Regions from separate parts of the Homo sapiens genome. Here region 1 is linked to region 2. Evidence: read pairs that join two places in POLR2A ChIA-PET (ENCODE). Cell type or tissue: Panc1. All regions are shown on one strand.

The links. Peaks named below come from ENCODE experiments on the same cell type or tissue, not always from the same donor. Only the 100,000 strongest peaks of a DNase experiment are listed, where the experiment ranks them.
Region 1: POLR2A ChIA-PET joins it to region 2 with 5 read pairs; 6 of 35 experiments call an interaction of 5 or more read pairs at or near these places.

What each region holds. Positions count from the first base shown.
Region 1 is chr12:122,487,612-122,490,111 of GRCh38, forward strand. ZCCHC8 (zinc finger CCHC-type containing 8) reads right to left here. Exons shown (of 14, transcript NM_017612.5): 5 at 1,775-1,852. Among named protein-coding and RNA genes, the nearest start is that of ZCCHC8, 12 kb to the right of the region's middle. In Panc1, no CTCF peak of the experiment used is centred here; no DNase peak of the experiment used is centred here.
Region 2 is chr12:122,363,642-122,366,141 of GRCh38, forward strand. It overlaps CLIP1 (CAP-Gly domain containing linker protein 1), which reads right to left. Exons shown (of 26, transcript NM_001247997.2): 4 at 342-466. It also overlaps the pseudogene RPL21P1. Among named protein-coding and RNA genes, the nearest start is that of CLIP1-AS1, 31 kb to the right of the region's middle. In Panc1, no CTCF peak of the experiment used is centred here; no DNase peak of the experiment used is centred here; H3K27ac peaks cover 428 bases.

The sequences.
Region 1 (2,500 bases), 120 kb after region 2:
CTAAAGGTTGAGTTGAAATGTACCTTCTTGTACTCAATTCAATCACTGGTCTTAATTCTGCCACTTGGCACTTTAAAGGGTGATTTAAAATAAGTTTTAGTCTTTTACAAATAACAACCTTTATCCTATTTGTAGAGATGCGACATCCTTTGTAAATTTTTCTTTCAATAAAGTCTGTGGGCTCTTCATCATCCCAGTAGGCCCATATCTCTTTCTTTTTTATATACACATATGTATCTATACATACATATATATATATATTTTGTTTGTTTGTTTGTTTTCTGAGACAGGGTCTTGCTCTGTCACCTAGACTGGAGTGCAGTGGCACAATCATGGCTCACTGCAGCCTTGACCTCAAGCAGTCCTCCCACTTCAGCCTCCTGAGTAGCTGGGACTACAGGTCCATGCCACCACACTTGGCTAATTTTTTTTTTTTTTGAGACAGAGTCTCACTCTGTTGTCCAGGCTGGAGTGCAGTGGCAAATCTCGGCTCACTGCAGCCTCAGTCTCTTGGGTTCAAAGCAATTTCCGTGACTCAGTCTCCCGAGTAGCTGGGACTACAGGTGTGCACCACCACACTTGGCTAATTTTTGTATTTTCAGTAGAGACAAGGTTTCGCCATGACAGCCAGGCTGGTCTCGAACTCCTGACCTCAAGTGATCCATCGGCCTCAGCCTCCCAAAGTCCTGGGATTACAGGTGTGAGCCACTTCGCCCAGCCACACTTGGCTAATTTCTTAAGAATTTTTCATAGAGATGAGTTCTGGCTATGTTGCCCAGGCTAGTCTGGAACTCCTGGACTCAGGTAATCCTTCCACCTTGGCCTCCCAGAACACTGGGGATTACAGATGTGAGCCACTGCACCCAGCCTAAAATTGTGGTATACTAATATGGGATAATACTACATAAACATGAAAACCAGTTTTCCTTCAATATTATAGAATCCACTATTACATTACCTTTTAAAATATTATATGCTGCGCTGGGCACAGTGGCTCACATCTGTAATCCCAACACTCTGGGAGGCCAAGGAGGGTGGATCACAAAGTCAGGAGTTCGAGACCAGCCTGGCCAACATGGTGAAACCCTGTCCCTACTAAAAATACAAAAATTAGCTGGGCGTGGTGGCGGGTGCCTGTAATCCCAGCTACTCGGGAAGCTGAGGCAGGAGAATTGCTTGAACCCGGGAGGCGGAGGTTGCAGTGAGCCGAGATTGCACCATTGCACTCCAGCCTGGACGACAGGGCAAGACTCCGTTTCAAAAAAAAAAAAAAAAAAATTATAAGCTGCAAAATCATACTACTACATTGTATTAACACTAACGAATTTTGCACAGGTATTGAAAGGCTGTAGCCTAAATGTAGGTCATCCCTGTTAACTTCTTCTGTTTTTCACCCACCATTTGAGACTGTCAACACTTTAAATTCCAAATTTGCCATCTGTTACATTAGCTATCTATCCCTCTCAGCTTTAGCCATGTATAAGTTCAACAAGCATGCTTTCTATATCTTCATCCAACTTCTTGAATAAACACAGTGGTTGGTCAATACAAAAACAAAGTTCTCCAAAGTATGTTTACTGTGCCCCAGGTCACAACGCAATCATTATTAAACAGCAAACTGAGGCTAAAGTCCAAACTGCTATTTACCACAAAAAGATGCTGTTATCAAGTGAAGACATATGACTATACTACTTTATCTTTTAAACGCCACCCAGTTGACATAGGATAGGAAACACCTATTGGCTGAATTCAAAACTGAAATGTCCAAACTTACACTGAAAGCTTCCTTGTTGTTTTTAATGGCACAGGACTCTTCCACTTTGTGGTCCTCCTCTAGCACAATACTGGATGGCTAATACAAAGAAAAACACATATTACAACCGGTAACCAATTTTTAACCAGTTTAAATGGAAGTTAGTAAGTTTAGAAATTAAGCTAAGAATGTTTATGAACGACATTTCATGTGGGAGAATGGAAGATGTAAAAGGAGAGCTTCTTCTGAAGCACTAGCATGCACTACAACTTCTTTTTTAACCAGTATTAATTATGCCGCTTTCAACACTTTAAACTGGCAAGGCAGATAACCAGAAAGATCAAAAATATATAGTTTTACATTACTGGTCAATATTGATAATATAACCCTCACAGACCTCAAGCCACTACAAAAGTTTCCTTGAATCAAAAATAATATTCAGTATGAATTTTATTGTTAAATGTATTTTGTTTGCTGAATCTTTAAAAATTGTACAGAATACATAAAAACCAAAGGCAATAAAAAACGTAATCAATCAGAACACTGTTCTCCAAAGCCTGAGGATAAACAGCTAAAGTTCCTTATTTGAGAAATACTACTTACCTTAATTTTTAATAAAAAAAAAAAAGACCCAGAAATCATAACTCTGATTCTCCTCTCTCTCTCTCTCTTTTTTTTAAAACATAAATGCGTGATCTAATATTCACATAGTAAAACTTCTCAGATTTCTTTGGGCACACAATTAAT
Region 2 (2,500 bases):
CCCCGCCCCCTCCCCAGACGCCCAGGTATTCTTTCAGAAGTCAACTCCTATCAAAAGGGAGAGAAGCCAGACAGATAACATGGTATTTCCTATTTTGAAAAATAAACAGAATGCTTGTTCAGAATCTACTCAGACATACTACATGTATTACTAAGGAGACAGTCAAAAAGAACAGCCCCAATTTTAGTGTGGGGAAAAAAAATTAGCAGATGGGTCTTAGGAAATAAAAGTGCCACTCTTCCAAACACAACTTTCCATGTTATGATACACGCTTGGTGAGACTGGCCTGAGCATCGTCACGTACAAGAGTGACACAAGATGTTGCACAACGCCAAACAAACCTTGTTCCAGCAACAGCGCCATCATTCTTCCCAAGTGGCTCATCTAACTCCACGCCACACCACTCCCCCTTGGCAAAGTCGGTCTCCCCAAGAAACCGGACTACACCAGCCTTAGTGCCACCAACCTGGAAGAAGAGAAGGTTAAAATAAAGAGATGAACATCACTCTATAGCTTAATCGTTTGTGGTCCCTACTAGTAACTAGGTACTACATTCCATCATTTCCACCAGCAACTTCTTTGCTTTAGCTTCTCTTTGACTCTAAGAGTTCTCTTGAAGGAAGTCTGGCAAAGAAACTTACCTGGCTGACTTATATTACCAGAGTGATTTGATGCCTAATATGTTGCAATAATGAGACAGCCAATCTAATATGCAGTCATTAAGGCTGTTCACCAAGTTCATTATTGCTTTTCTTAGAAAATACTTTTTTTTTTTTTTTTGAGACAGGGTCTCACTCTGTCATCCAGGCTAGAGTGCAGTGGCACCATCATGGCTCACTGCAACCTTGACCTCCCGGGCTAGGGGATCTTCCCACCTCAACCTCCTGGGTAGCTGAAACTACAGGTGCACACCACCAAACAGGCTATTTTTTTTTGTATTTTTTGTGGAGACAGGGTTTTGCCATGTTGCCCAGGCTGGTCTTGAACTCCTGGGCTCAAGTGATCTGCCCACCTCAGCTTCCCAAAGTGTTGGGATTACAGGCGTGAGCCACCACTCTTGGACCTCACTTTATTTTTCTAACAGAAATGTTCCTGCTTCGCCTTTCGGCCGGAACCGCCATCTTCCAGTAATTCGCCAAAATGACGAACACAAAGCGAAAGAGGAGAGGCACCCGATATATGTTCTCTAGGCCTTTTAGAAAAAATGGAGTTGCTCCTTTGGCCACATATATGCAAATCTATAAGAAAGGTGATATTGCAGCCATAAAAAATGATGAGTTCATGTCCTTTGTAGGGACATGGATGAAATTGGGAATCATCATTCTCAGTAAACTATCGCAAGGACAAAAAACCAAACACCGCATGTTCTCACTCATAGGTGGGAATTGAACAATGAGAACACATGGACACAGTAAGGGGAACATCACACTCTGGGGACTGTTGTGGGGTGGGGGGAGAGGAGAGGGATAGCATTAGGAGATATACCTAATGCTAAATGACGAGTTAATGGGTGCAGCACACCAGCATGGCACATGTATACATATGTAACTAACCTGCACAATGTGCACATGTACCCTAAAACTTAAAGTATAATAATAATAAAATAAAAATAAAAAAAAGAAAGGTGATATTGTAGACATCAAAGGAATGCGTACTGTTCAAAAAGGAATGCCCCACAAGTGTTACCATGGCAAAAGTGGAAGTCTACAATGTTACCCAGCATGCTGTTGGCATTGTTGTAAACAAACAAGGGCAAGATTCTTGCCAAGAGAAATAATGTGCGTATGGAGCACATTAAGCACTCTAAGAGCCAAGATAGCTTCCTGAAACGCGTGAAGGAAAATGATCAGAAAAAGAAAGAAGCCAAAGAGCAAGGGACCTGGGTTCAACTCAAGCGCCAGCCTGCTCCACCCAGAGAAGCACACTTTGTGAGAACCAATGGGAAGGAGCCTGAGCTGCTGGAACCTATTCCCTATGAATTCATGGCATAATAGATGTTAAAAAATAAAATAAAATAAAGGACCTCTGGGCTATTTAAAAAAAAAAAAAAAGAAAGAACTGCTCCTGCTTCAAAACAAACTTGTGGCTGGGCACAGTGGTTCATGCCTGTAATCTCAGCACTTTGGGAGGCCCAGGCAGGAGAACTGCTCGAGCCCAGGAGTTCGAGACCAGGCTGGACAACATAAGGAAGACCCTGTCTGTACAAATAATAAAAAAAATTAGCCGGGCATAGTGGTGTGCGCCTGTGGTCCCACTCCTCAGGAAGCTGAGGTGGGAGGATTGCTTGAGCCCAAGGGTTTGAGGCTGCAGTGAGCCACAGTTGTACCACTGCACTCCAGCCTGGGTGACAGAGTGAGACTCCACCTCAAAAAAATAAAAAAGTAAATAGGCCAGGCACGATGGCTCACGCCTCCCAGCACTTTGGGAGGCCAAGGTGGGTGGATCACCTGAGGTTGGGAGTTTGAGAGCAGCCTGGCCAACATGGTAAAAACCTGTCTCT